Regions from separate parts of the Homo sapiens genome. Here all the other regions are linked to region 4. Evidence: chromatin loops called from intact Hi-C (ENCODE). Cell type or tissue: Caco-2. All regions are shown on one strand. Each heading gives the region's core, and the rest is flanking DNA. Links, peaks and the distances in the headings are about the cores only. Region 1 has its middle 6.3 kb from the start of PIWIL4-AS1. Region 2 holds the start of LINC02700 (long intergenic non-protein coding RNA 2700). Region 3 holds the start of PIWIL4-AS1 (PIWIL4 antisense RNA 1). Region 4 overlaps AMOTL1 (angiomotin like 1).

Evidence for each region. Peaks named below come from ENCODE experiments on the same cell type or tissue, not always from the same donor. Only the 100,000 strongest peaks of a DNase experiment are listed, where the experiment ranks them.
Region 1: a loop joins it to region 4, with 5 times the contacts of the local background. A loop is called at or near these places in 2 of 110 quality-filtered maps.
Region 2: it touches region 4 in a loop (2.1-fold over the local background); 2 of 110 quality-filtered maps call a loop at or near these places.
Region 3: it touches region 4 in a loop (6-fold over the local background); 2 of 110 quality-filtered maps call a loop at or near these places.

The regions. Positions count from the first base shown.
Region 1 is chr11:94,742,814-94,750,593 of GRCh38, forward strand. It overlaps a transcript of AMOTL1 not described here. Among named protein-coding and RNA genes, the nearest start is that of PIWIL4-AS1, 6.3 kb to the left of the region's middle. In Caco-2, for the core only: no CTCF peak of the experiment used is centred there; DNase peaks (open chromatin) are centred at 4,078, 4,528 and 5,068.
Region 2 is chr11:94,635,663-94,643,442 of GRCh38, forward strand. All of the region lies in intron 4 of PIWIL4-AS1 (PIWIL4 antisense RNA 1), which reads right to left. It overlaps LINC02700 (long intergenic non-protein coding RNA 2700), which reads left to right and starts at 2,381. Exons shown (of 6, transcript NR_187352.1): 1 at 2,381-2,691. RefSeq lists an enhancer at 4,353-4,852. In Caco-2, for the core only: no CTCF peak of the experiment used is centred there; DNase peaks (open chromatin) are centred at 2,799, 3,067 and 4,369.
Region 3 is chr11:94,733,653-94,741,432 of GRCh38, forward strand. It overlaps PIWIL4-AS1 (PIWIL4 antisense RNA 1), which reads right to left and starts at 6,703. Exons shown (of 5, transcript NR_135093.1): 1 at 6,566-6,703. It also overlaps a transcript of AMOTL1 not described here. RefSeq lists an enhancer at 702-1,374. In Caco-2, for the core only: no CTCF peak of the experiment used is centred there; DNase peaks (open chromatin) are centred at 3,577 and 3,896.
Region 4 is chr11:94,829,038-94,836,817 of GRCh38, forward strand. AMOTL1 (angiomotin like 1) reads left to right here. Exons shown (of 13, transcript NM_130847.3): 5 at 1,013-1,157; 6 at 2,415-2,504. Among named protein-coding and RNA genes, the nearest start is that of AMOTL1, 65 kb to the left of the region's middle. In Caco-2, for the core only: no CTCF peak of the experiment used is centred there; a DNase peak (open chromatin) is centred at 3,954.

The sequences.
Region 1 (7,780 bases), core at 1,523-6,522, 86 kb before region 4:
GCCTGCTTCCTGGTTCATAGATGTCTATCTTCTCACTGTGTCCTCAACATGGCAGAAAAGGGCCAGGGAGCTCTTGCGGTCTCTTTTCTAAGTGCCCTAATCCCTCTGGTGAGAGCTCCACCCTTATGACCTAATCACTTCCCAAAGGCCTCACCTCCAAATACCATCACATTGAGGATTAGGTTTCAATACATGAATTTTGAGGGGATATAAATATTCAGTCTATAGCAGCGTGATGGGAACCATGGGGTTCCCTTCTGGGATCTGGGCTTGCAGGGTGATAGAGAAAATAAAACAGAAGCCTGAGAGTTTGAGATCAAGGTTCTAGCTTTCACCCTGCTCCAGCTTCTTTAATAGACATGTTAACTAGCCTCAGTTTCCTTATCTGCAAAAAGCGGGGGTTGTGCCCGGGGATCCCTAAGGCGTCTTCCAGTTCTATTTTCACCTCTTAAAGTGCTGTGAGGGGCTGTAAGCCAAAGGAGGCCTATAGCCATTGGGTATTCATTGTTTATATTCATGTGCTGTGCTGTTTGGGTACTTGGTGTCCCCAAGGGTTATTCTCTCCATGACAGGGCAGCTCTCTGGATCAGACTGCCTTGTTTTCATGCTATTCAGGTCAAAGACGGAGCTGTCATTTCTCCCTTGGAAAGAGTCATGGTGGTTTTTTGGTGCTTTTCTTAGACACACAGCAGGAAAAATGCCTTTTACAGCAGTTGATGAGCTTGTCAAGCAGCCATTCTTTCGGGAGCACAGATGAGCACAGGTTCACTCCTGGCCGGAATATAAGAAGAAGCAGAGCAAAGTTAAAAGAAAATTATTTCTCTACTCACAATACTTCTTTTTTTTTTTTTTTTTTTTTTTTTGTGACGGTGTCTCGCTCTGTCGCCCAGATGGGAGTGCAATGGCATGATCTCGGCTTACTGCAACCTCTGTCTCCTGGGTTCAACCTATTCTCCTGCCTCAGCCTCCCAACTAGCTGGGATTACAGGTGCCCGCCACCATGCCCAGCTAATTTTTGGAAATTTAGTAGAGACAGGGTTTTGCCATGTTAGCCAGGCTGGTCTCGAACTCCTGACCTCTGGTGATCTGCCCTCTTCTGTCGGCCTCCCAAAGTGCTAGGATTACAGGCGTGAGCCACTGTGCCTGGCCTGTACTCACAATACTTCTGACACCCAATGTGTGGGTTTTCCACACCAAGTAATTCTTAAATATTTTGCAGCCACCAACCAGATGTCCTAGAATTTAATTAAATTTTACCACTACCCAGAGTTAGCACAGGCCCTATAGGTTAAGAGCTCAGTCCTGCAAGACTATCTACCACTTCAGATATCAACGGCAAGTGGTGGGTCCACATATTACCCACACTTATGTCTAACTTGGCTACAAATCAGGGCTTCCTACAACCTTCTTTTGGTTTCTATAATTTACTTTAATAGCTTAGAGAACTCAGGGAAGCACTATGCTTATGTTTACCAGGTTATTTTAAAGGATATAAATGAACAGCTGGATGAGGAGATGCAAAAGGTGAAGTCTGGAAGGGTCCAAAGCACAGGAGCTTCTGTCCTTTTAGAGTTGGGGTGCACCACCCTCCTGGCACATGGATAGGTTCACTAAGTCAGAAACTCTCCATACCTCCTCATTTAGGGTTTTTATGGATGTTCCATTAGGCATGATTGATTGAATCATTGGCCATGGGTGATTAACTCAATCCCCAGTCCCTTTCCCCTCCCCAGAGGTCAGGTATGTGTGTGGCAGGGTGGAGGGGTAGTAGGTGGGGAAGTGGGGAGAATAGGTCGGTGGGCTGGAAATTCCAACTTTTTTTTTCCTCAATGTAATTTTTGTTAATGTATATCTGTAAGCACTATTTATTTCTGCACCTACAATGGTTCCTGGATTCTAAACAGTCATGGAGTTTAAATTTGTAACATTGGTTTAATAACAACTTTTCAGAGAGCAAAAGATGAAATTTTTCACTCCATGAAATATCCCATATTCTATGAGTCAGCACATGTAAAGCACACATAACAGAACCTGGTACAAAGTAAGTGCAAGATGAATGTTAGCTATTATATCTATGATATTAAAATGTGAAAAGATGACACCTTAGCATTGAAGAAATATGGTTTTTTAAATTTTTAAATCAATATTATAAAGTTACTTTTAGTGTTGATTTGTTGAAATTTATTATCTTTATCCCAGGGAATGCCTTCCTTGGCTCTTGATCTTTATTTTCCTTGACCTGCTAACAAACTTTTTTTTTTATACTTTAAGTTCTAGGGTACATGTGCACAACATGCAGGTTTGTTACATAGGTATACATGTACCATGTTGGTTTGCTGCACCCATTAACTCGTCATTTACATTATGACACAATGCTATCCCTCCCCCATCCCCCATACATTATGACATTATGACATAATGCTATCCCTCCCCCATCCCCCCACCCCACGACAGGACCCAGTGTGTGATGTTCCCCACTCTGTGTCCAAGTGTTCTAATTGAATTCCAACCTTTTAATAATATGGTTGGTTCTTCCCACAACCAGCCCCCAACCTGAAGCTAAGGACTTTCAGCCACCAGTTATCTCATTAGCATAAACTCAGGTATGGTTAAAAGGTATTTATTATGAATAAAAAAAAGATGCTCCTATCACCTCTATCACTCAGGAAATTTCAAGGGTTTTAGGAGCTCTGTGCTGAGAACCAGGGATGAAAACCAAATATATGTATATTTTTTATTATGTTGTGTCATCACAGAAGTCCTAAAAATTTAGTTTGAATTCTCTTGCAGTTTCTTGTGACCTTGGGCAGGTGATTAAGCTGCTTTAAGCCTCAGTTATTTAATCAACTCAACTGGGACCTTGCGTGGATATGGTAAATGGTGTATGTAAAGTCCATGTATTGAATGTGCTTGGAATTCAGGAAGTGCTTTTATTTTATTGTTTTATTATTATTATTCATTTAAAACATACTTATTTCCCAAGATTGAAGGATAAAATAGCTTTTACCAGTTATCCCACCTACTAATCAAGCGGTTTTTATTTCTGGAAGCTTCTCTACAACTTACCTAGTCTCCAAAAGGAGGTAGTCAGGAATGGTGATTAGGTCAGTGGAATTATTTAGTGATTCGTCCCTGGAGCCACATGTGGAATGGTTTTCCATCTGAGGTTTTGGTGATAGTTCCACTACTTTTTTGCCTCATGATTGATAGTCCATTCCACCTTTGAATTTTTATATCAGTCTGCAAATGAATAACTATTGGCTCCTTGGGGGATTGATTCTCAGTGTTGCAGCAAGATCATATAATAAAATTAAGTCACCAAAAAGGGGATTTTTTAAAAGGCAGTAGAGAAAGGGGTGTGTCTCTGGATGAATGCTGTATTGAAGTGTCATGATGGAGTGTCAAGAAATATGCTTTCTTTCTTGAGATGGTGGTACCATTTTCTGAGGAGGCAAAGCCCACACCTTTCCATAGCCTTTCGGTAGTTCCATGCATAGCTAGAAGTTACGGTCATCTGAGAGGGTTAGAAAGGATGTGTGGAGAGTTGGATGAACCCAGATGTGACCATGTCTGCCCTGTGAATAACCTTGACTGACTCTCCTCTACCTGGAGGATAGATATTTGGTTTGACATAGGAGGAACGCCATAACCTGCATCACTCATACCCACTATGACATTCTAGTTGTATGGAACTATGGGGCAATCCTCTACATTCAGCTTGGTTTCCTCCACCTGGATGCCCCTCTTCCCCCTTCTCCCTTTCTCCCCTGGCTTGCTCCTATCTAGCCTTCAACCCTAATCCCATGTGTCATGTCCTCCTGGTGGTTTTCCATTTTGGCTGCACATTAGAATCAGGAGGAGCTTTTATAAGTCCTGAGACCAGTTCCCAATCCTGAATGATTACATCCACATCTCTGGCATGTGGACCCAAGCATCAATGTTATTGTGTTTTTTTGTTTGTTTGCTTGGGTTTAATCACATCTCAAGTGATTTCAATGTGCAGCTAAGATTGTGAACAACTGCGCTACACTGTGGCCACCTTATTCTTCTTTGTAAATCTAGCAGCCAGCACAGTGCCCAGCACAAGTTAATCTTCAGTAAATATTTGTTGAATGACGGAGTGAGGGTGTGACCCGTGAGACACTTTATCTTTTCAGTTGTATATCTCTAAGACTGGCCTTTCTGCTTGTTGTAACAGTGCCTTGAGGACTGGATCCTTTCTTCTGTGACCTCTATCTCCTATGTTTATTCCTGGGGCTTATCCAGCTTATTTTTTATCTTTCTTAAAACTTGAAGTTTTGAAAGTCCAATTTTTAAACTTTAGTTTTTTAGTATAAAAGCAGTATGTGCTTATTTTAGAAAATCTGGACTTTAGAAAGAATAGGTGGGGGAGCTCACTCTCACCACCCACAAGCAAACTGGTTCCTTGTTTTCTTAACCTTTCATAATTTGTTGCCCTTTGGGGTTGCTTGACCCTCTGGCATGCCTCAAGGAGCTCAGTTGGTGCTGTCTCTGCTCAGACCTGGTGAACTGGCCTATGAGTGCCAGGAGAGGAGTGTGTCATGAGAATAGCATTCTTGGGAGCCACCAGGGCTAACTCCCCTGAGGGCCAATATGCAAGGAGAAAGTGTTTTCTTGTGCTATTCTGGCCTTCCTCATTCAGGCAGGATGTATGCTGGGTCTTATTAGGACAAATTATGACATTTGTATAACTTCTTTAAAATAATAACTTAAATATTTCCCAGTCTCCTCCTACCCCCTTGTCCTCCAAAAATATGGGATGAGATTGCAGCTCTGGATCACAGTGTTTATGCCTTAGTCAGGATAGGCTAAACCCCAGTGTCAGTGGCTTAACACAAGGAAGACTGCGTTTCGTGCTTGTGCAATGGTCAAATGTAGAGTTGTCAGAGGGCTGTGCTTCATGTGTCATTAAGGACCCTGGCTTCTTCCGTTTCCTGGCTTTACCATCTTCTAGGGGCTCAGATTCTTTCAGTGATGTTTGCATCCATTTGTCAGGTAAGTGAATCAGGTGAGCAAGAATGTTCACCCTTGATTGCCTCAGCCTGGAGGCAAAATACTCACTTCTCCTCATTTTCCAAGGGTAAGAACTAGTCTTACAGCCTCACCCAGATGGAATGGGGTGGGGTGGAAAAATGTAGTCTAGTTATATGCCAGGAAAAAGAGGAGAAGACACACATTGGTGATCACTAGCTGACTATACCAGTCGTATTTCTCTTATTGCTCAAACCATTATGACTGAGCCTCATTTGGGCCATGTGGGTGCTTGGTCTTGGTATTATTTAGGATATAGGTTGGGCTGCTATAACAAAGGCCAAAATGACAGTTACTTAAACAATATGTAAGTTTATTTCTTTTTAACTTAGAGCATGAACAGTCCAGTGCTGATCTGGTGGCTTCAGGGTGCACTATATCCTCAAAAGTAATTTCCATGCAGTGGTTCAAGGTGACTGTTTCAGCTTCTACTATCACATCCGCATTCTAGTCCATAGACGAGGGAGAAGGAAAGTGGTGGGCACAACCTGAAAGCTGCACACATCTAATGGTGTTCACTTATATTCCATTGGCCTGAACTTTAGTCACGTGGCTACCCGCAGTTCCAGGAAGACTGGGAAAACTGGGTGGGGATAGGATGGAGTCTATTATCAGAGAATAGCTGGGTAGGGTACAGGGAGAAAGAGATGCTGGATGACTAGCAATCTTCCTAACAAGTTATAGGAAGCACATCTTAGTGGTTAAGAGCATGGGTATCAAGCCATACTGAGTGATGAATTTTAGCTCCACCTCTTACTTGCTTTATGACCATAGACAAGTTACTTAATCTGTATCTTCTTTTCCTAAACTTTAAAATCATGTACTATTTTCTGATGCTTTTCCAGACCCACTTACCATCCTTTATCACTCTTCTCTGTGCTCTGAAACACTTACCTTTTGGAATGCATCACCTGGATTCCTGTTGTATTTGACCAATAAGAAGCACTGGCAGGATACAGGAGGGTGGTAAGAAAGAGAACTCAGTGTACCTACTTCCTTCCCATCAAGCTGTGGGACAATATGGCTGTGTGATTCTGCTGCACATAACTATAGAATGGCCTTCTCTTATAGCATCTTGTCTTGCTGGATTCTGATAACTTCCTCTTCCAGCTTATGGGTTGCATTAGGGTTCTCCAGAGAGACAGAACAAATAGGATATATATAGGTATAGTTGGATGAGAGGGAATTTATTAGGGGAATCTGCTCTTGTGATTATGGAGGGTGAGAAGTCCCGTGACAGGCTGTCTGCAAGCTGGGGAACCATGGAAGCCATGGTGAGCCTCAGTCCAAGTCTGAAATCCTCAGAACCATGGAACATGATGATGTAACTCTCAGCCCAAGGCCAAAGGCCTGAGAACCTGGGTAACCACTGGTGCGAGTACTGGAGTTCAAAACCCAAACAACCTGGAGTTCTGATGTCCAAGGGCAGAAGAAGAGCGTCCCAGCTCTTGAAGAGACAGCAAGGATTTGCCTTTCCTCAGCCCTTTTGGTTCCATCCAGGCCCCCGGCCAATTGGATGGTGCCTATCCACATTGAAGGCAGATCTTCCCCACTCAGTCTACCTACTCAAATGCCAGCCTCTTCTGGAAACACCCTCACAGACACACCCAGAAATAATGCATTGTCATCTCTCTAGGTATCCCTGAATTCAGTCATGTCGACACCTAAAACTAACCATCACAGGGATGGTAGCAGCTCCTCATAGTGACTAGCCCCAGGGTGCTTCATCATCATTTGCTGTTTTCCTTTAACCCTTTTGTAAATAGTTGCTTCATTAGACTGTCTTCAGTCACTCCTTTTGCACATACCATCTATTTCCTGATAGGACGCTGACTGATACAATGGGGATAATAATAGTACTGACCGCAGCCCATGGTGGTGAGGATTAAATGCATTATGTGAGAAATGCCTGATTGTAGTAACCACCATTAAATGTCTTTCTGTCTGATACCTCCAAGTATGGTCAAAGCTTTCTGAAAGATTTGGCATATAAGTTAAATAATACTGTCACTTATCTCCTCTTCCCTATCCTGTTTCAGAAGGATGGGTTGAGATTCAAGACTTTTGAACAAATCTGTTCTAAGACAAATGTAAAGTTTCCTCCCTCTCATTTTTATGGGGATGAAAAAGGAGACAGGAACCAGGCTAGATTCACCTACTGTGTCAGGCACTTTGTACTTTATACATATAACCATTGTACTCAGCTTATGGCTTGGGTCATGTTACCCACAGTGGTACCCCCAAATATAACAATTTCCAAGCATTTGCCTGCCCATCTTACTAAGAAATGGAGTCTTTTTAAAGGCCACCCTGCAGTTTTATGGTCCAGGAATCCTTAGGTGGTGCTTATTTGCATGCACAGAGTCAGTTCTGGCTGCTCTAGTGTCTTGTCAGGGGAGCTGGGATTCAGAAACACCATATTGAGACCCGTGAACACCGTGATAATTGCTCCATGCCCTCTCTTCTCCACTTGACACTGGCTGTTGCTGCTGCTGCCCCTACTCACACCAGAACTTGGAGGCTTGGCCTTTGCTTACTTGAGAGCCTGACTGGTTTCCCAGGGTCCTACTCTCTCCTGGCTGCAGGGATGAGAATGCTACTCTCCTGTGCACTCTCTGAGTGGGCCCAGGTCCTCCTGATTGCGACACAAGCCTACACCTGTCCTAGGTTTTGGGATTGGGTGGGCTACGTGTGCGTAGCCTTGAGCTGGCCTCCAACTGACAGGGGC
Region 2 (7,780 bases), core at 1,402-6,401, 190 kb before region 4:
GGTTGATGATATTTGCATCTTTGTCTTATTTTTTTTTTCTGTAATTTAAAAGTTTACCAAACTTAAAATTATAATTAAAACAAAAGCAGACAACTCCAATCTAACCATGAGAAAAATATCAGAAAAATATCCGTTTAAGGAAAGTCTACAAAACACTTGTCGAGGTCAAGAAAGACAAGAAAAGACTGAGAAACTGTCACAGCCAAGATAGGCCTAAGGAGACATGGTAATTAAATATAATATATCTTGGATCCGATCTTGGAATAGAAAAAGAGCAATGAATAATAATTAAGGAAATCTGAATGAGGTATGGATTTTTGATAACAGTAACATATAAATATTAGTACATTAACTGTTACAAAGGCAGTGTACTAATATAAGACAATAATAGGGAAAACTGGGTGTAGGGTATATGTGAACACTTTGTCCTATCTTGGCAACTTTTCTTTAAATCTAAAATTATTGTAAGATAAAAAAGTATGTAAAAAACGGAATAGGTATAGTATTCTTCCAGTTTCGTGTGAGTGTGTGTGAGTGTACACAAAAAGACAAGCAGAATATTTATCAAAAATATCAATGATTAGGTCTACATGGTGGAAGTATGGGTAGCTTTCCTTTCTCTTTCATTCTTTTATTTTTCAAATTCCTGCCTTCTAATATAAGTCAAATGTGATATACTGATAGTTTTAGCTATCAGAAACATTATCAAGACCTTGGCACCGTTTCTATCAGCACATGGTAATTATGGGCCCCATTCTCCTAACACTCACTTCCTATATTTGCCCGGGATGCTTGCTAAAACTGAGTTCTATACTAAGAATTTCCAGGGAAGAAACTTGAGAATTTATTTTTTAACAAGTCCCTAGGTGATTTTTGTGTGTGTTTGTGTCTGGTGGCTGTTCAGATAAGTTTAGGAAACTGACTCAGCTAATTCTCACTTAAAGCTCAGCTCAGTGTCAGCTCTGCTGTCAAAACTTCTCTGTCCATCTCAGGCACTTAGAATCTCCCTTCCCTGTATCCTCCCTGTACCACACACACAACTCCATTCCTGCCCTTCTAACAGTGCAGCATAGTTTTTTCTACATTTTTCTCTCTGGCTGTTTTGCATATCTTTGTGATCTCATCGAACAATAGCATCTGGTAGGCCCTCAATATCCATTATTTAGATAAATGCATGGAAGCTTAGATAGTCAGATGGGCTGCTTTTAAATAAATGGGGTGATTCTAAGAATTTCATCAGCATCTATCTTCAAGCCCCTCAATAATGGCATCCCTGGTTGCTTTACAATAGGTGGGATCAGCCTCTTTTATTATCTCTTTAGAAGGAAGCATGGGAATATTCAATTTATTCCAAAATATATTGCTTTACGCTTGGATAATGGTCAGAAAAACTGGAAGTATGAATATATATTTGAATCATCTGGGAATCTATTGAAACCCAAACTTGCATTTGATGAGTAGTGCTTACCCTGGGCCAGGCCACTCAGTGCTTGAGCTGTGCTATCTAAGATGGAGGCTCTAATCACATGTGGCCTTTGAAGGCTACATTTAAAGTAATTGAAATCAATCCAGTTCCTCAGTCATACATTTCAAGTACTCAAAGGCCACACGTAGCAGCCACTGTATTGGAAAGTGAAGACATAGAACATTTCCATCATCACAGAAAGTTCTATAGGAGAGTGCTGACCTAGATGATTCCTCTTTATACTTCGAATCAGATAGTTCTCTTATTTAAGGCTTCCCTCATCCCTCCAAGCCATATTCTGTTTGGTTCGCAGTGACAGAAATGTCCTGGGCACCAGGGATTCAGAGATGAAGAAAATGTCATTGCTGCCCTGGAACAGCTTAAAGCAGGGACTCTCAACTGGGGCGATTTTGCTGCCTAGGGGACATTTGGCAGAGACTTTGTATTGCCATTAATAGTGTGGGGGGTATGTGTGTGTCTGTGTTCATGTGTGTGTTGTGTGTGTCTGTGTCATATGTGTGTATGTGTGTGTGTGTATTACTGGCAGACAGAGGGCAGCGATCCTGGGTAGAGGGCAGAGATGATGCTAAGCATTCTACAACGCACAAGACGGCTCCCCCTCCCTACCATCAAAAATTTGGCCCAAAATGTCAATAATGCCAAAGCTGAGAAACCCTGGCTTGAAGCCTTGTTGGGGAGAGAGACACAGGAGCACAAAGTACCAATGTCATGTGGAAAGTGAGCAGAGAGTGGTAGAGCACAGCCGTCGGACTGGGAGGATTCCCAAGCTGAGTCTGGAAGGAGCTGCATGCCTAGTCATTCCTTCTATGATCTAATAATGCTTTGCCCATTCCCCTCTGCAACACCTAACACTGTGATGTATTTTAACCATCAGTTTACACATACTTCTCTCCTGTGAGACTGTGAATTCTTCAAAAGCAGGTACTGTGTTTAATGAAGTGTGCCCAGGACTTTGCTCAGTGACTGGATGACACAGTAGGAGTAACAAGAAAGTTCACATGGGTGAACCGTGGTAGGTGGACATCGTCTCTCTCACCTCTTCCCAAATCAAGGATGAAGTACATCTTCATAAATCCTCATGTGAATTATTTTGCTACCTCTAGAAGCATTTTCTAAAACAAGGTGCAGCAATCAGTTGAGTGAATTTGTCACCAGAGCTTATGTTTTCTGAAAGAACCCTATCCTCAGGCAGTTGTTCCTAAGAGGTGAGTTGTGGATTTAGTTCACATACCTTCCTTCGTGGCTTAAAATGCTCCACATGCCTGTCTCCCCAACAGCATCAGATCACCATGCAGTAAAATACCAAGTCAGAACAGCCAATGCTGAAAAGAGTGACAGTTTCCTTTCATGATGCAATGCACTTGGAGCCAGGGGACAGGGAGACAATAACTGCAAGGAGAAGTGATGACAACCCTACTTTAATATAGTAGTTCCTTTTGAATTTTATAGACTTACCCGTTAATCTCTAGAATTTTGAAAAAATTCCTTAAGTGATGTGAGCAAATAACACTTTGCCTTGGGTTAGCCTTTTCCTTTCCCTTGAAGATTCCACAAATATGTCAGCGCTGGAAATGATCCTTTGGCTTTGAACTATGTGAAGACTGCAGAAGGACTGGTTGGTAAGCACCCACATCCTGGGGTGAGAATCACATCCAGTTTATACCTCCCTGTGCACACTTGTATAAAACAACTATAAGACACACGAGAGATCTGGAAGCCAGTTCCTCATAAGTAAGAATTGGTAAGAGCTCTTAAGCAGCATGTCTGAGGTTTAATAACTCGCCCTGTCTGGAGCCTTTTGTGTGTCTCACTTTCTTCTTAGCAAAACATGAGCATTACACTCTGTGCTGGAAGATTCCCTTCCTTCTTCCGGGCTTTTGATTACCCAATCCTTCTTTACTTTCACTTCTTGCTCAAAGCAGCTCTTTCTCAGCCATTTCTAAAAAAGGTTTATGAGATGCTGCAGGGCTGTGTCTCTAAATTGGGCCCTGTGTGCCTATATCCTCATTCTCTGCAGCTGCTGAATTCTTTCTGTGGGATCAGCCTTCTTCTAAGTGCTGGGGTGATGGGAACATAGCTGTAAACTGATTTTGACAGGAAGCATCACTTCCGGCTGGAAACAAGTCCCTGGTTTATGCAGCACATAGTACTAACTGTGGAACACTGTTAAACATGTCTCATTCCGCCCCCTCCACCAGCAAAAGGCCTTGCTGCTCAGTTGTGCACCAGATGATGTGGCATATGCACATACTGGCCACTAATGACAAAGCCTGACACCATGCAGTGGACATCTCTTGGGACCTCAGCCTCTTTCTCCTGGAACTGACCCCATCCTCCCTTCGCTACATGATCACCATGGGTGGATTCCCAGCAGCCATGCTTGTAACATGCATCCTGTCCTCTCTGGCCACAGACAACTACAATACAGATGAGCAGCCCACCCAAGATTCCTTCTCTAAGAATTTAGAACTGGGAATGGAGGAGAGAAAGAGAGAGATACTGATTCTACCAGAGACAATGGGATGAGATAGCATGGTTGTTGGAACCATGGCTGGAACTGTAAAGCACAAATTGGACAGCAGATAAAGTTGGTTCACAGAGAGAGAGAGAATGATGAAGCCATAGGGATCCAAGTTTCCCTATGGCTTTCCTCACCCTAACTCCTGTCCTTCCACAGGTCAGGCTGCATTTGTATCCTGGGTCCACAAGACATCGTTTCCTTAAAACCAATCCCCCTGATTTTGCTAAGGTGAGTCGGAACAAGTTGATTTCTGTTACACACACAAACACACACCCCACATGAGACAGCCAGGTAGGAAGTGCTCCCTGGCAGAGCCTCCCTGACCTGCACACTGGGAGGAATGCACGCTGGGGTGGAGCCTTGGGAGGTTCGCGTGGTTTGCAGTGGGGAGGAGCCTGCCGCCCTCTTCCTGGGTGGAACCTGGGATTCAGTTCGCCAGGCAGGAAGTGCAGTAGCAGGACTCTGGCTTTCCGGAGAGTCTCTGTTTTTCCTTTTTTTTTTTCCCTTTTCGCCCAATAAATACCATTTTTCTCACCCTTCAAAGTGTCTGCAAGCCTAATATTTCATGGATGTTTGACAAGGACCCCGTCTTTAGCTGAACTAAGGAGAAAGTCCTGCAACACACACATGGAGCTCAGCAAACGGAGGATGTAGTAGGTAGAATTTTTAAATGGCCTCTATGATTTCTTTGCCTGGTATCCACATCTTTGTGTCATCCTCTCCCCTTCAGTTGTGGGAGGGATGTATAACTTGCTTCTGAAAAGTAGAATATAGTAAAGGTGAAGAAATCCTGCAGTTGAGGTGAAGTTAATGAAAAGGGAGATAATCCTGGGTGGGCCTGACCTAATCAGGTGAGTTCCTGGAGAATGTCAAGTAAGAAGCCTAGAGTCAGAGACTCACTCTTTCCTGTTAGCCTTGAAGAGGCAAGATGCTTCAGTTCTACAGCTGCAAGGAAATCAATTCTGACAACAACCACGTGTGCTTGGAAGACCACCACCACCATCACCACCACCACCACCCCCCGCCCCGCCCCTGCCCCTCTGAGCCTCAGATGGGACGCTAGACCCTCCCTGATTATAGTCTGCGAGACACTGAACCTGGACTCCTGGTCTATGGGAGCTGTTTTAAGTTTTAAGCTGTTAATTTTTGGTAATTAGTTATGCAGCAAATGGCTGTGTTGTTATTCCCATCCCCCTCTTCCCACCTGTCTCCTTTAAATAAAAACCAGCATTTCAGGTCTGAACTGTCATGACTCCAATCTGCTTGTCAAGATGGACTCTAAGTAGAGTCAGGTGAAGAGGCCAGGTTAGCTATATTCCTTCTTATTTTCCATCCTTCAGTCATGGCCTGAGCCTTTTCCTTCCCTGAAATCTAATGAGAATCACTCCTCAGCTGATTATCATGGACTCGATGGCTTGTCATTAAGAATACCTCAGCCACAGGCAGCAGTGAGAAGAGAAGTGAAGGAGGAGGGGTGTTTAGGAAATGCCTGGTCCTGAGGGCGGAAGCAGTTTTGAAGTTGCACCTGCTCTGACAGAAAACTCGAGTGTAAGACTTACTGATGTCATTCTCCTCAGTTCTTCATGGACGTAGGACTGTCATGGGGAAATTAGGCAAAGATTCTGCTTTGGCAGGAAGAACTATGGCTCCCTGCCCACATCCCTTCGTTCAGCTCCCTCCCCCATTGGCCAGAATACACCAAGTTGTCAGCACCAGCCGGCCCGTGGCTATTCAGAATGTCTCTGGAAACCATGAAGGCTAGGAGGCATGAGATCTGGGTGCTGGGGCTGGTGAGTCCTCTAGTAACCAACCCAACTGTAAAGAAGTAATAATATATGGCATCTGCATAATGGTCTACGGCTTCCAACTTGCTTTAAGCTCTATTTATCCTTTGGGTCTCTCATCAGCCCTGGAAGAAAAGCAGTTGTCTTTGTCAGGCCTCTGAGCCCAAGCTGAGCCATCATGTCCCCTGTGACCTGCACGTACACATCCAGATGGTGGGTTCCTGCCTTAACTGATGACATTCCACCACAAAAAAAGTGAAAATGGCCTGTTCCTGCCTTAACTGATGACATTGTCTTGTGAAATTCCTTCTCCTGGCTCATCCTGGCTCAAAAGCTCCCCCACTGAGTACCTTGTGACCCCCACTCCTGCCCGCCAGAGAACAACCCCCTTTGACTGTAATTTTCCTTTACCTACCCAAATCTTATAAAACGGCCCCACCCCTATCTGCCTTTGCTGACTCTCTTTTCGGACTCAGCCCGCGTGCACCCAGGTGATTAAAAGCTTTATTGCTCACACAAAGCCTGTTTGGTGGTCTCTTTACACAGACGCACATGAAATTTGGTGCTGTGACTCGGATTGGGGGACCTCCCTTGGGAGATCAATCCCCTGTCCTCCTGTTCTTTGCTCCATGGGAAAGATCCACCTACGACCTCAGGTCCTCAGACCGACCAGCCCAAGGAACATCTCACCAATTTTAAATCGGGTAAGCGGCCTCTTCTTACTCTCTTCTCCAAGCTCTCTCACTGTCCCTCAACCACTTTCTCCTTTCCACTCTTCAATCTTTCCCTTCTCTTAATTTCAATTCCTTTCATTTTCTGGTAGAGACGAAGGAGACACGTTTTATCTGTGGACCCAAAACTCCGGTGTCGGTCACGGACTAGGGAAGGCAGCCTTCCCTTGGTGTTTAATCATTGCAGGGATGCCTGATTATTCACCCAAGTTTCAGAGGTGTCAGACCATGCAGGGACGCCTGTCTTGGTCCTTCACCCTTAGCAGCAAGTCCCGCTTTTCTGGGGAAGGGGCAATACCCCAACCCCTTCTCTCCATGTCTCTACCCCTTCTTCACCTTTCTGGGGGGCAAGAAACCCCCAACCCCTTCTCCTTCACCCTTAGCGGCAAGTCCCGCTTTTCTAGGGGAGAGGCAAATACCCCAACCCCTTATATCTCTGCGCCCCATCCCTTATTTCCCCACCCCAACCCCTTATATCTCTGTGCCCCGATCCCTTATTTCCATGCCCCAACCTCTTATATCTCTGCACCCCAATCCCTTATTTCCGCGCCCCAACCTCTTATATCTCTGCACCTTTGTGCCCCAACCCCTTCTCTGCTTTTCTGGAGGGCAAGAACTCCCCACCCCTTCTCCGTGTCTCTACTGTTTTCTCTGGGCTTGCCTCCTTTACTATGGGCAAGCTTCCACCTTCCATTCCTCCTTCTTCTCCCTTAGCCTGTGTTCTTAAGAACTTAAAACCTCTTCAACTCTCACCTGACCTAAAATCTAAGCATCTTATTTTCTTCTGCAATGCCGCTTGACCCCAATACAAACTCGACAGTAGTTCCAAATAGCCAGAAAATGGCACTTTCAATTTTTCCATCCTACAAGATCTAAATAATTCTTGTCATAAAATGGGCAAATGGTCTGAGGTGCCTGACATCCAGGCATTCTTTTACACGTCGGTCCCTCTCTAGTCTCTGTTCCCAATGCAACTCATCCCAAATCTTCCTTCTTTCCCTCCCACCTGTCCCCTCAGTCCCAACCCCAAGCGTCACTGAGTCTTTCTAATCTTCCTTTTCTACAGACCCATCTGACCTCTCCCCTCCTCCCCAGGCTGCTCCTCGCCAGGCCGAGCTAGATCCCAATTCTTCCTCAGCCTCCGCTCCTCCACCCTATAATCCTTTTATCACCTCCCCTCCTCACACCCGCTCTGGCTTAGTTGGTCTGGCTTAGTTTCATTCCGTGACTAGCCCTCCCCTACCTGCCCAGCAATTTG
Region 3 (7,780 bases), core at 1,257-6,256, 95 kb before region 4:
CTGCATTTCAGCAGAAACTCACATTTATCCTACAGATTTTGTTTTTTAATAGTTTAGTCATAGATTTCAATTGCAGCAAATGTTTTTGTCCTTAATCTTAACACTGGGTATTTTGTCTGATTTCACTCAATAGATCTGAGTGTAAGTCGGAAGTGTATGATTTTCCTCTGCAGGGACCTTTTCTTGTATGTATTTTTGGAATCGTTCTTTATTCTGACTCATGTCCAAGTACACCTTCTAGTAGCTTCTTGGCTCAGCCAGATTTTATTTCCTTTGATATGATATTGAGTGAAGATTCTTTTAAATCTTCCTCTCTGGACTATACTTGGTAACAGGAATCTGGTGGGGAACGCAGTGCAGGAATGGGACAAATTTAATTTATTTATATATTTCCCAAAACACCTTGCTTTTGTTGATAGCACCTCCTGCATTGATATTTGGAATTTTTAGAGGACACATTTGGCATTTTTACCAAAATGAACCATTGGCTTCCTGTCAGAGTTAATTTCATTTCATCTCTTGGTCGCTGGCCTTGAGGCAGATCCATACAACATCTGTATTGTTTCTGCTTAGGATAATGATTTTTTTAGGTGAGATATGGTTAATTATTCTTCCTATGGAGCCCACTCCTGTCTTCTGGAAATTACGAAACAAAGTAGTTACCTGAGGCCTGATTTTCATTTAGGGAAAATAAAACAGCTGTGTTTTCTTTTTCCTTTTCATCAAGTCTTATAAAGAAGTGGAGCTGTGCTAAAAGGAAAGACTATTAAATCCTAGAGAACAAGAAATGCCCATTGGGCCAATTCAGCCTGGGAGCTAATGCTTCAACCAATCAATTGCAAATTTCATTTTGATGAAACCTTACTGATAGGCATGTGTTTGTCCTATCTGTTGGCTTGTCCTAGGAGGTGCAGATAAGAGACAAGGATAACAGAAGAGAGTCATGCTGAGCTCAGGCAGCCTTAGCCCCTCTTCCCTCTAAATCAGTCCTGCCCATGCTCCCCTGGGAGAGGAGGGGAGGAGGAGCGGGTATTGCTTCCCCGCTCTGCTCTGCTGTTAACTAGCAGAGGGCCTCCAGGAGAGAGAAGGCTACCTGCAGAGAAGATGATCAAAGGGCAATACCAGGAAGGAGAGGAAGGCAGAGAGATGACTCAGCTCAGCTCACTTCTTTCTGTCTTTCATGCTTGAAATTGGTGATTTCCTTGGGGGCTGGGGATGGGAAGGCCATACACACATCCTAGTGGGCCCTAGCTACTGTCTTAACTTGTTATTATGGCATTTGTGCAGCTCTTTCTTGCAAAGAGAATTAATAGCATCATTTGGCTGGATAAAGTTTCTCCCCATGTGGCATTTAGCCCCTCACCCATCTCTTGGAGAAAGAAGCATATCTGTGTGAGACTCCGTCTCTTCCTCTTCTGAACACCATCAAGTAGCTATGTAACCCCTGGGGGCCCCTTGAGTGAGAACAGCCTGTAAAGGCCCTCCTGTGGTCTGCTCCTCCAAGTAGAGCCTGCAGTCAAAGCAGACCCTGCCACCTCTGCAGCAGAGGCTGGGCAGGGGCTTGATGGCATTCCCAGACTGCTACAGGGCAGGTTCCCGGCTTACAGCTGGAGTCCCTGCACACTAAGCAGAATATCTGTGATGGGCATTGTACCCCCAAAAAAGTATGTAGAGTGTGCTCTTAGCTCTAGAAATGCAGCTAAGATTTCCTTTGATCCTGGCATTATGTCCAGTGTTGCTATATAACCATACCTCATTTACTGAGGAACGAGGGAGCTGATTGAGTTTTCCAGATAACTGAAGCGTTATGTGTTACCCTTTAAACACTTAAATTTTGTTTAAGATTTTACTGTTTTCTAATGGTTGATAAGACTTTTCTTCTATGACTTTTTAATATACTTTCTTGCCTTCCTAAACAGAAAACAGTCATACCCCAGCTTATGTTTGGGAGTGGAGCAAAATTTCATTTAGAAATTTTTGCCTTTAATCTGGAATCCATAATAATAATATCCAACTTGTTTAAACAATTCGTATACACATTTGAATATGCCTTAAAAATTCCTACTAGGACACATAAGAAGTTGTGGATGGTTTTTAGTTTGCGGATGGAGATTAGGAGAGGACAGGAAAGGAGACTTTTATTTTTCAGTTTATACTCATCTATACCAAATGTTTTTTCCTTTACAGCAAACACATTTTATTTGTTTATATTATAAAAATAAAATTAAAACATTTACAATAATATAAGGAAAGAAAGAACATTAGAGTTAGGAGTTGGGTTCCCAGGCCAGCTCCCAAAAGCCCATCAACTCACGATATATCATGGCAATAGTAACAGTGACCATTAGACACCAGGCCCCTGTATAATCTGTTTCTATGGTAAACTTCCTCTTGAGCTCCAGAAATATTTCCACCTTGTCGTTTCCTCCCCATACGTCCCACCTCTAATAAATATGCTTCCCTAGAAACAGGGGCAGGGACTCCCTCTTGCTGTCTGCTGGGGCCATGGCAGCAGGAGGCCCACCTGCCACCTGGGATGAAAAGGAGAGCAATCTGGCATGCTCTAGCCCTCTATGTGGGAAGAAAATGAACATTTATTTATGTATGTATGTATTTTGAGACGAAATCTCACTCTGTCACCCAGGCTGGAGTGCAATGGCACAATCTCTGCTCACTGCAACCTCTGCCTCACGGGTTCAAGCGATTCTCCTGCTTCAGCCTCCTGAGTAGCTGGGATTACAGGCACCTGCCTCCACACCCAGCTAATTTTTGTATTTTTAGTAGAGATGGAGTTTCACCATGTTGGCCAGGCTGCTTTTGAACTCCTGACCTCAGGTGATCCACCTGCCTCTGCCTCCCAAAGTGTTGTGATTACAGGCATGAGCCACCATTCCCAGCCAGAAAATGAATATTTATTATGTACCTATGTGTGCTAGACACTGTGCCTGGTCTGTCTCATACCTTACCTATTTCGCTGCTCCTAACAATCCAGTGAGGTATGTATTATTGTTAGGAAACTGAAAATGCCTGCCACCCAATATTCACAGAGCTGAGATGCAAATCCGTAAACTTGTGCACTGTTTATTATAACTCAGTGACACTCCAGCAGAACCATTTCTTTATAAGAGACCTATAAAAGTCAAGTGTGGGTAGGCACTTTGGACATTGCCCTGAGATTCAATAAGGTCTGTCATGGAATCCCTTATTAGAAGGGCACTGATCATCTCTGTGTCTGCAGTGCCTTGCACAGCGCTGGAAGCATGGTAAATTCCCAATAAATGTTTGTTTAATTAATATGAAACATTATTGTTGGCTCTATTCTACTTCCTAAGATAGAAAATTGGAATCATTGACTTTAGAGAATTTTCAACAGCAAATACTGAAACAAGAGAAATGTTTTCTCATTAACCCTCAGTTGATTAGGAAATTCAAATAACTAAAATGTTGTAAGGATAGTTCCTAGTTTACAAGTCATCCATTTATATGAACAAATTGAAGGCAAGTCCATTGTGAGAACAGTTTGGCAGGCTCCAGAACCTAATCACCCTGTGGAGCACTGGCAACGCTCTTCATAGGGGTAAACCTGTTGCCAGCTCCAAGTAACCAGCCTTCAAGCCAACTCTTGGAATGCAAACTAAAAGTTGGAGACAACGAACATTCCTCTAATGTAAACATACTCTGTGGTTAATATCTTCTTTTAGTAACTCAAAATTGTTAAGGGATAAAAAGAGTCCATTTGTGTCAGCTGTAAAGGAGCATGGCATCCAATAATAACTAATGTTTATTTGACTTTTACAGTGTGACACTCTCTCTCCTAGGGGCTCCAAGTGCATTAGTTTATTGCACTCTCACCACATTGGTATGCTAGGTATGATTATTATCTCCATGTTTACACAAAGCTAAGGCTGAAAGAAATTAAGTTACTAGCTAGTATTGGAACAGGTATTAGAACCCAGGTCTGGCTGATCCCAAGGCCTTCTATAGGTCACCTCTCTTGAGACACAAATGTTATTTGCTTGATTCTATGGGAAACCAGAGGAGACTGATTCTGCAGACAGCCCATCTGAGCCCATCCACTCATAAGATCAGCAGGTCAAAACCTGCTGTTAGGATCTAGGACTGATAATTGGAATTGGCAATGGCAAAGCCATTCTTGACCTTGACAAGAGCTACTCTGGCAGAGTGAGGTAGAAACCTATTTAGGCTGCTTGTAAGAGCAAAATGGAGAATGGGTGCTATCAGTGTAGACAATTATTTTAATGAATTTTGTTGTAAAGGGGAGATGAGAATTGGAGTAATGGCTGGAGATACATAGAGTCAAGAAAGGATTTTTAAAAAGACAGGATCATAGTAGTATGTCTGTATACTGACAGGAGTGATCAAGGACAGAAGAAAATATTAATCCAGGTGGGAAGAGGGAAAAGCCACATAAATGGGATCTGATCCATACAGGAGGCCATAATGGCCTTAGATGATTCATCCATAGCAACAAGAGAGCGGGAGAGTAAATAAACAGGCAAATGCAGAGTGATTGCTGGGCTGCACTAGCTCCATTTGATTTTAGTGGACATGAATCGAAAATAAGACCAGAGAGCATAATTTTGTGCTTTTTTTTTTTTTTTTGAGACGGAGTCTTGCTCTGTCACCCAGGCTGGACTGCAATGGCGTGATCTCTGCTCACTGCAACCTCCACCTCCTGGTATCAAGCGATTCTCCTGCCTCAGCCTCCTGAGTAGCTGGGATTACAGACATGTGCCACCACACTTGGCTAATTTTTGTATTTTTACTAGAGATGGGTTTTCACCATGTTGGCCAGGCTGGTCTCAAATTCAGGACCTCAGGTGATCCACCCACCTCAGCCTCCCAGAGTGCTGGAAATATAGATGTGAGCCACCATGCCCAGCCAATTTTGTGCTTCTTCAATCATGTTTAGCTGGGTGTAGATGGAAAGAAGGTGGAGAGTTATATTTTACTAGGGTTGTGTTTTCACCAGGTAAATAGCATGGAAAGAGAGCAGAACATGGATTTGAAGGTGTAAGTAAGAGAGAAATAATAATGAAACTGGAAACTAAAGTCCATAAGGAAGGAAGGAGGGTCATGAGGAGAGTGAGGGGCAGAGAAAAGGTCATGGATAAGTAAATTATAGATGCTGGTGGGGTCAAGGACACATTGGATTAAAATAACAGAGGGGATAAGCTGGAAAGGTAGGAGAGTGGATTACTTCACCTTGATATTATGCATGGTGTCGCTATGACAGCAGGGGGCTGGTGTGGTTGGAGCAGGTCAAGAAAGGGATAAGATGCAGAAGAGTTGAGAGATCAGAGTGTGACTATGTAGATGGAGAAAAATAAGAATAATCACAGGAATGATACTGGGAAAAGTGACAGTGAATCAGATGCCATTATCTTCAAGAAATGAGGTAGAACAACCAGAGGATCCATAGATGGCTGAAATAAGTAGAGGAGGCAAGTAATGCAGCCTGTTATTTTCAAGGAAAGCCAGGTATGGGTCAGAGCACAACACTGAAAGAAACATTCAGAGAGGAGGCTGAGGATATATAGATTTTGCTAGCGATGAACCATGAGTTCCAGAGGACAAATGGGAGGATTCTAGGAGTTGGGAGGGGATGGAGTGATGAGTGCAAACCCTCACCCAAACATATTTAATTCCTGGATTTGGGAGCTCAGATTATAAGAAGCAGGAAAAAGAAGAGGTTGGAGAGATAGGCTCAGCAGCTCAAGAATGCTGCCTTGCTTGGGGAGGACAGCCCCACCCCTGCTTCCCTGGGCTCCCTAAGCAATGCTGGCCGAAGGGGCTTTCTGTCCTTCATGGTGATTTGTAAACCAAAAACTGACAGTGGAAAAGCCAGAGATGGCTGAGTGTTTACAGGATGAGAGCACATTGGCTCAGATCGGGGCCCTTAGGCTGCTGCAGCTGGTGCTCTGATCACTTTGAGACAATAGAAGGCCCCCAGGAGGCTGCCCAGACTGTTGACCCTCCAATAGTCCTCCAAGGATGGAGAAAGGACAACCATTTCCATACTTGTTCCTTCCTTCCCACTGACCCTGTTATGGGCCATCAGCTGCGGGGCTCTCTCTGGAGCACACCCCAAGTCCAGCACCCTCGCCCCCTTAATGCAGAGCAGTCACAGTCAGTCCTGGGGGCTGGGGGGAGATACATAACACATCTGTCCAAGTTATCAGGCTACTGACTCAGAGGGGGAGGTTCTCACAGTGTTACATTAATTATTTTAGAATTTACAGTTCTCAGAGCATAACCATTGCTTCTACATTCTGTATTTGAAAGCAGTCAATCTTTTATAGAGTAGAAGGAGCACTGCTCTTCTCTCCTCCCCCACTTCTCCCTCACATACCCCTACCATAATGATGTCACGCATAAATTAACAACTTCTCAGCCTCGGTTTCCCAACCTGTGCAATGCAGCTCATATTACTTTGCCCACTTGAGCCAGGTGATCTCTTGAAGAGTAGGAAATAATGTTGGACTGGAGTTGGAATTCTGGTTCCAAAAGGAGGGGATTGGGGGGCATTTGGGTCTCCTCCTACCTTTCTGCAAGCTCTGAAAATCGTCCATCTCCTCAGGAGAAGCCCACAGAACAAACGATTTCCCAAGCATCAGAGGAGGGCAGACATAACATAACAGAGCAGGGAATCGGGTTAGAACGGGTTATGCTCTGATTTTTTGGAAAATGGGCAAACGGGGCGGGGACTAGGGAGGATTCCGCCAGCCGGGAGTTGGGAGGCCGCGCGCGCCTCTGCGGAGCGTGACGGCCACGGTCGCCTAGCAACGAGCGGGGATGCGCGGGGCGCCTGGGTGGGCGAGGGGTGCTCGCCGCCGCCGCCGCGCGCCCTCGGGCCCCCGGGACCGCGGGAAAACTTCGCGGCTCCTCGGCGCTGGGGCGTCGGCGCCAGGCCCGGCAGACAGAGCAATGCGCCCCGCGGGCTGAGGGCAGAGGATGCGGCCGCGGCCCAGCGCCCGGCCGGGGGAGCCGCGGGGTGGCACGCGGGGAAAGTTGGCGCGCGCCTGACCGCGCCTGGAAGCCGCGCGGTGCCAGGGCCGAGTTGTCCCCCAAGTTTCTGCGGCGATTTGTCACTCCCTGGGGATCTGGCGGTCTGAATCCCGCGGGGCCTCCGGCTCAGGGATTCTGAGCGCTGGGAGAGAGAAGCCCGCGCTTTTCCCGGGGACCTGCGCTTGAGCTGGTGCTTGTGCGGGTTCGTCCTGAATGGTAGCGATTCGAGTTGTTTTCTGCTTTTCTTCTCCCCCAGACAGTGAGTTTGTGGAAGCCTCGCCCGCATCCTACAGCCCAGACGAGTTAGGTAAGTCTGCTCATTTTGTCTTTTATTTCTTGGTCGCAATTCTGCCCGAGAACTGCGAGTTTGGGGGGCGTCCATAGGAACTCAGCTAGGGATGGGGCTGGGGTTGGAGGGCGGAGGGAAAGGGTCAGGGGACACCTGCTGCCTTCGCGGCCGGAACCGGCCTTTCCTCGGCGCTGTGCTTTCGGGGGTGGCAGGGCAAGTGTCCAATGAGCCGTGCGTGTGTGTGTGTGTGCGTGCGTGTGCGTGTGTGTGTGTGTGAGTGCGTGTGTGTGCGTGTTCGTCTGGGGCAGTGGTGCTGCTCCGAGGAGCCTGGCACAGCAAACTTCCAGAGCTGGGGCTTCTGAAACCTGCGCTCATCTTGCCGGGAGGACACAGCGGCGACTGGTTCTGACTTGCCAAGTACCTGGCACGAGAAGGACGTCGTGTGGGTCGTCCTTACCCTGA
Region 4 (7,780 bases), core at 1,074-6,073:
CCTGTTAGAATAGAGCTATTTGTTATCAATTTATATGTGCCGTAGATTAAAGGCTTCCCCAGTTAGTTTTTGATTTAGTGAAATATTTTTTTAAATGATTTTAATTTCTTGGCTATCAATTCCTGAATATAAAGAGATTGTCTGTGATATATTTGTTTATGATTAGGTACATGTCCATTAATCCTTTTTTTTTTTTTTTTGGTGAGACGGAATCTCACTCTGTTGCCCTAGGCTGGAGTGCAGTGACGTGATCTTGCTCACTGCAACCTTCGCCTCCCAGGCTCAAGCGATCCTTCCACCTCAGCCTCCCAAGTAGCTGGGGTTACAGGTACCCACCACCATGCCCAGCTAATATTTGTATTTTTAGTAGAGGCAAGGTTTCACCATGTTGGCCAGACTGCTCAAACTCCTGACCTCAGGTGATCCACCCACCTCAGCCTCCCAAAGTGCTGGGATTACAGACGTGAGCCACTGCACCATATAGATAATTTTATAGACAAAGGAATAAAAATACTAGGTAATGAAGCCGTTCCTCCAGTGGATTTTATGTTCCTTTGGGGACAGATAGAAGTGTCTCTGGAAAGTGCACTGTACTTGGAGTCTGGAAACTTGGGTTCTAATTATAGTCGTTTCTTTTTTTGTACTTTAATATTTTCCTGATGTTAACTGGGAATAATCATAATAGCTATAAATTGCCATTAAAAGTGTAAGAGGTTTAAGTTATGATTAGATTTACCCCTTTCTAATATTGGTACAGAGGGACTTTTACAAGGTGACATCAGACAGTTCGGCCAGACTTGTGAGCCTGTAATTTACAAGATCCTAATGTAGTCTTTAGAGAGCAGGTGGGGGAGTGAAATCGATTATACAGTTTGGTACACATGAAACTTGAGATGCAGAAAGACTGCATTGAAGATACAGCCTTCACACTGGCAATGTCTAAGAATCCATTTTACCAAGACACCAGCATGAATGTCAAAGGTACCACTTTAATGCCAGTTCTTTCTTTTAGTTTGAAAAAGAACTTCAGAGAATTTCGGAAGCCTATGAAAGTCTGGTCAAGTCTACCACCAAGCGAGAATCGCTGGACAAGGCCATGAGAAACAAATTGGAAGGCGAGATTAGAAGACTTCATGATTTCAACAGAGACCTCCGAGGCAGGTTTATTCATGTTCTCTCTATCTAAACTACCTGTAGAGTTTTAGTGTAGCTAAAAGCACGACTTCAAGGCCAGAGTGCTTTGCCACAGGTACTGGTCTACCTGTGTTGGATAATCTTGTGTATTTCAATGATCTGGGGAAGGGAGGAGGTGCTCAAAAAGCAGAATTGTTCTTTTCTGCCTTGTGGGTTGTATATTGCAGCATCAAGCTTTGGAAGTGACAGCCTGTATGCATGAGTCTATCAAAGGAAGGGATTCTGTTTGCGGCTCCTTCTTGCTTTGAAAGTACTCAACCACGATTCATGGCTATGAGAATCCAAATGTTTGAAAAGATTAATGTTAGACGCACAACCCTTTCCACATGGGGCTGTCATTTGGTAGCACACTTTGAAAAGCAGCACTTAACTATTGCTAGGTGGACAATAGAAGACAGAGCTAGACATATTTTCCCCCTGGGGGGAAAAAGTCCCCACAGTTGTGAAATAAGTAGACAATAAACTCGCTGAAAGATAGGAGCCACCTGCTGCTGGATTTTGGCAGTCTCCAATATGCACAATGAGTTAACCTATAAATGTTACTTCACCTTCAGCCAAGCCATTTTCAGTTGCTTCATATGTCAAAACACTCAACATCCTGGTAGTACCCAGTAGCTAGATCCCACCTTTTCTGTTGCTACAAACTCTTTTGGGTTGAGTATCATCTGCATCCAGTGAATACTTGTTGAGTTGGATTATTTATTGAATAATTAAAGATTTACCAAGTGGTTTGAGCAAACATAGAACTTGCTGTGTACAGTCTTCATACATTAGGTCATTTTGACTTTTTTTGGTATTCGTTATTTTTTTTCTTTGATTCTGAGATACAAAAAGCTGTCACTGGCTAAAATATACAGCTGATGATCAAGATTAGACTAGGGCTGGGTTTGAGGCCAAGGAGACTGTCTTTGTGAATACTTCAAATCAGGTTTGCTGGCCTTGGAGGCAGTGAGGTGGTTTTTCTCAGCACCTCTCCCTAGCTGCCTGCTGCTCGTGCATATCATTTGGCATTAGATCGCATAAAGACACAGTGTGGCATCTGAAGCCTTTTCTTTTGATATTTTGGGACATAGTTACTGTCTGTCCCCAAGTTGTTCAGTTTTGGGCTCCTGCCTGAGCATCTCTTCCTCCCCAGCTCTTGGCACATATTTCATTTCTTGGTTAGATGATGACTTCAATCCATATACATTTCTTTGTAATCATTTCCTCTTTGTTCATAGATCGACTAGAGACTGCTAACAGGCAACTATCCAGCAGGGAATACGAAGGGCATGAAGACAAAGCTGCAGAGGGGCATTATGCTTCCCAGAGTGAGTCTCCACTTATTTATTATCCCAAAGTTTGTTTGTTTAAAAACGGGGTCCTGAAGGAAGAATCATATTAGTTTCAAGTGGGTTTTGTGCTGTTTGCTTTTTGTTTGTTAATTTAGCATACAACCTATTGATCTCAGATGAGGCCCTCCTAGGTCTGCCCGAGACAAAGCTGAGGTCACTGTGTGTTGCTTTAGTAATGTTTATTCTGTCCCTCTGACCTACAGTTTCTCTCTCTCTCTCTATAATACCCTTCAAGCAATAGCAACATCATAGCATGTCCTGGCACTCACTACTTCAGATAAGTTACAACCCTTTTTCTCCAGGAAATGGAAGGCAGCCTAGTGGTGGGGTTTGGTTCTCTCTAGGGAGGTTTTGTCCTCGTATAGGTTGTGGAGTTCTAGACTGGCTGCCCCTTGCCAGTGTGCAAGCCATCTAAGTGATCGCATTATATATCTCCATGTGTAACACTCATTTCCAGAAGCCACTGAGACCATTTCAGCCAGGAATAATGAACAGTGGCTTTGTAAGCCTTGATTTATTGGGAGAATATTTTATTAATTTTAGCAGAGGCAAATGATAGAATCAAATGGATTTTGAGAAACCATTGGTCAAGGTTTGAATTTCTGCAGATTCATTGCACTAGCCAGAAATTTAAAAATCCAACTGTCTTTTTTTAAGCTGTTTTGAAAATGGAATTCATATCTATATCATAATTCTCAATAAGATTATGAGTAAGTGCTCACAAAGTTAAGACAATTCAGAACAACAAAAAGTAATGTATTCAGGCACTAGCCATCTGTCTTATGATGGGGTCTTCTGATGTGTGGGTTCCTCAGTGCAGCCCTACATTTTAAAGACTGGAAAATAATTGGTTAAATTTTCTGATTTCCAATACTGTTTGGTTAGGTTTAACCTCTTGTGTGTCCCCCAGATTGATTAATTATTGCATTCCAGCTATTAATACTAGCTATATTTTTTAAATTCCGTTTTTTGCAAATGGACACTAATACTATCTAGGGCTTTTGCCTGGGATTCCTTTGTGGTCTCAGATGATTGGCCCATGTTCCAGATTCACATAAAAGGCTATAGCGGCACTTTGAATTACTTGCTTTTGTAACAAAATTTATCTTATATCTCTTCCTGTGGGTGCAATAGATCTCACCTTGGTTTCATTTGAAAGGTGAGTTGTCTTTACTACTTGCATTTAAGATCGTGACACATTCCTTCTGGATGACCGCATGCCTAGGTATAGTTAGTGTCTTTGGCAGGTATGTTAGCAATGCCAGTGTTGTACACTCTGTGGATACTTTGCCTTCTTGTCAAGGGACATAATTTGATTACTTAGTTCAGGTCAAAATGGAAAAGCCAGTTCAGTTTCACCTGATGGGCATTGTTCTGGCCTCCCAGCCAAGGCTGGTGTGGAATAATGGAGTAATAGGGTTTAGTGCTGTGTGAACTCAGAAATGTTCTTCAGAAAGACTTTAACCTTCTGGCTCAAAGCTGAAACATCAATTATCAAGCAAAGAGGCCCTTCCAGCTTGACAAGGAATTATTTGTTCTGTGCAAATATGCTCCACTTGTGTTCTGAAGGCAAACACAAGAGACCAGAGGCATTTTTCAACTGCTTAAAGGATCTCAGTGTCGATATGTAATGTAATTGAATCTAGGCAGAGCATTTGAAGCAGGTTTGGTAATGGTGATACCTAACCAATTTTCTTACACCTAATCTTTGCAGGACACTTTGTGCCTTCACAGCTTTATAATTATTTACATTAGTTTTTCCTCTCCTAGTGTGGCCAAGGGATGGACTCAAGATGTTATTTCAAATTTATAGTTAGGTTGTTTTCTTAGTGAGTTGTAAGAATTCTTTTATTAAGTAAATTAGCATGTCCCCCACATATATATGTCACAGATATTTTCTCCAGTTGTTTTTAATCTTTGTTCTTTATCTTATAGAAGACACTTTTAAGTGACCACATTTGTGCCTTCTAGGTTTTCTGTCCTGCTTAGAAATACCTTTTACCCTCCCAGGTTATAATAATATTCACCAATGTTTTCTTCAAATTATGAGTATGATTTCATTGTTTCCAAGGCACATATTTAGGCAGCTAACTTGGGAGGCAGAGCAGAGGAGAAATTCATGAGGGACTGTCCTAGAGGCAAGGAGACTAGTTAGCAGGTATTTCAGTACAGTTTCTGGGGAGGAGACAGAGAGGTCATGAACTAAGCCAGTGGAAATAGCAAGGAAGAGTAGGGGACAGATAAACAAATGACAACTTAGTAGGACTTGGTTGACCAATTGAATAATGGCAGTGAGAAAAAGGGATGTGACTGGAGCAGCTGGATGGATGATCACCCTTTACCAATAAAATGCAGGAGGAGGAGGTTGGGATTAGATAATGACTTAAGGTTTGAACATGTTCGTCATCTCACCTTGCAACCCACAGCTCAGTGAGCAGGTATAACAATAGGTGCAAAGATACTCAGAAGGTTGGATGGTGCTCTCTGTCAGGCTTTCATTTTAGCATGTGGGTACAGAATGGCAGGCATGAATTACTGCCTCTCTTCCTAGTTATTAATGTGTTCCATTATCTGTATATTTGTTCAGAAACCCTATTGTTAGAGTAAATTTCAAACACCTAGTGATTATAATTATAAATATTGCCCACTTAAGGGAAGCCATCCTTTTCAAGTGAGTTTTTTTTGGGATTCTAGCACTTGGTTAGAAGAAAGGCAAGACTGCAATAGAAGTTATGTCTCGGGCCGGGCGCGGTGGCTCACGCCTGTAATCCCAGCACTTTGGGAGGCCGAGGCAGGTGGATCACGAGGTCAGGAGATCGAGACCATCCTGAATAACCCGGTGAAACCCTGTCTCTACTAAAAATACAAAAAATTAGCTGGGCGTGATGGTGGGCGCCTGTAGTCCCAGCTACTCGGGGTGGGGCGCTGAGGCAGAAGAATGGCGTGAACCCGGGAGGCGGGGCTTGCAGTGAGCTGAGATCGCGCCACTGCACTCCAGCCTGGGCGACAGAGCGAGACTCCGTCTCAAAAAAAAAAAGTTATGTCTTGGAGTAATACATACCAAGAAGCCCGAGTTAGGCTGTGAAGCTTCTGCCAGCCACCTTGGCAATGGGAGAGTCAGAGGGAAGGGAGAAGTAGAGAATAACATGCTCAGCTTTTTTGCTAGGTGTTCGCACGGAAACTAGCCATCCAAGTCTAAGAACACCCAAACAACTCTTGCAGTTCAAGCAGCAGGTGGGACTTGAAAGATCTCCCAGTTAATGGAGGGAGGAGCTCCTTCCTGGCCAGATTTAAACATTTCCCTCTGCTCAGGGTAGTTTTCTTCTAAAAACTGAACTCTGCTCTTAAGTTAGAGTTTTATGAAGGCCTTGGTGGACTGCCTGGGTAATTACTACTTAATTCTAAAGACTGAAGTGGACATGAAACAGGCTCATTGTACTCCCCCAAGTCATGAGATTTGTCTATACAAAAAATCTTGAAGAATTAAGTGCTTAGGAGCTTGATGCCCTTGAGGAATTTTTTTCCCCTGTCACTTCATGGTATTGTAACATTCTCTTTGGAGGAATTCAGCTTTTTGTTTGTCTGTGAATTCTCTGGTCTTGCTTGTTTGTTTTTCCAAATGTTTTTGTAGCTTATAGGATGGTGATGTCAAAGCCAAATTGCTCCTGAAAACCAGGGCCTCTAGCCAACTCCTGTTTGGTCTGGCTGTGAGAAACTCGGGCTTCTTTGTCCCTCAACTTAACTAAGGTTCTCATTTTTCCCATTTGTTTGTCACATACACACATGCATACCAGAGGCAGGTTACTGTCTGCTAAAGGCAGAACCCCTGGAAATACCTCTTACCATTCTTAGCTGTGTCTTCTCAGTCACGGAAACTTTTTAAAACTGTTTCTTTCGAAAATGGATAGCGCTGCAGAATTCCCATCAGCTCTAGGCCAGAAAGCCAAAAATAAAATATTAGATGTGAAGAAAATGAACTGGTGGAAATGAAATTTCATTTTATTGGGGTTTTTAAATAGTTATGTTGGAGCTTTGTTGTATTCTTGAATTGAGTGGGACCTGATTAGCTCTGGCATGTTTGCGTTATTTTGGGATAAACCCAAATCATGTTTAAAGGTTGCACAAGAGCCTATCTCCACCGCTTTGGGATTTGCTAGGCACTGCAGGTTCAACATATCTGGTTAAACTCAAGTTTGTGTTAAGATTCTGGCTGTTAAATGATGTGCCTCTCTAAAAACAGAAGATTTCTTGGACATTCAATGATTTGTTTAAAACAACATATTGATGAGTCATGGGTGTAAATGAGTCAGAACTATATGCATTTGATTTCCCTTAAAATTCTTGCAGGTCTAAAAATTAACAGAAAAAAATGTGTTGGACCATATTGTTTTAAAAATAATAATTTGCTGTTTTCAATGTAGCTGGCTGGCAATCATCATCTTACCCTTGAATCTTATTTTAGCTATTTTCGTTTTCTGTCTCTTATAGAACTTAAAGGAGACTAAAATCATTTCCTAAAAGAAAATGCCTCCTGGTTTTTTTATTTCTATAAGGTCTTGTGTGAACCACAGATCAGAAATTAAGATGACATAAACATTTATTCTGTTGACCCACATAGAGCATAAGGAGATTATTTTGAATCCTCATTAGGTTTCATTACATCAGATGCTATGGGTTTCTATCAAGCATCATTAGGAAGGAAGGCTAGATGTTGTCACACGTGAACACACTGATTTACCTCCTCTTATGGACCAATCAGCACTAGTGCTTGCAGCTGCTCCTGACTCTGGGCTCCTTGGGGTGAAGCTCCTGTTACAGCATTTATTCTGCATCCTGTAAGGTCATGATTTATTTGGGTGACGCTCCACTAAATGAGAGAACTATAGACGTTCTTCACCAGTATTCATCCCCCACCAAAACCCCTTGCATGTTCATGTACCTGGCATTCAATAAATGTTTATTGAGAGAATGAGTAAGAGTGGAAAATCCTGGTGACAATAGGCTTGAAATTATCCTTATGCAGTGTCAGTATCAAAATATTCTTTTAAACTTAATGTTCCAGTCATGTTGAGAGAAACCCCAGGTAATCCTCTGTTATTTCAAGATATTAGGGTAAAATTATTAAACTACTATCAGAATAAAAGCAATTTAAAAATAGCTGAATTTCTTTTTTTGCATTCTTTCTTCCTTCCTTCTTTTTTTTTTTTTTTAGAATAGAAGAATATCCAGATAATAGGAGTCTTTCATTATTA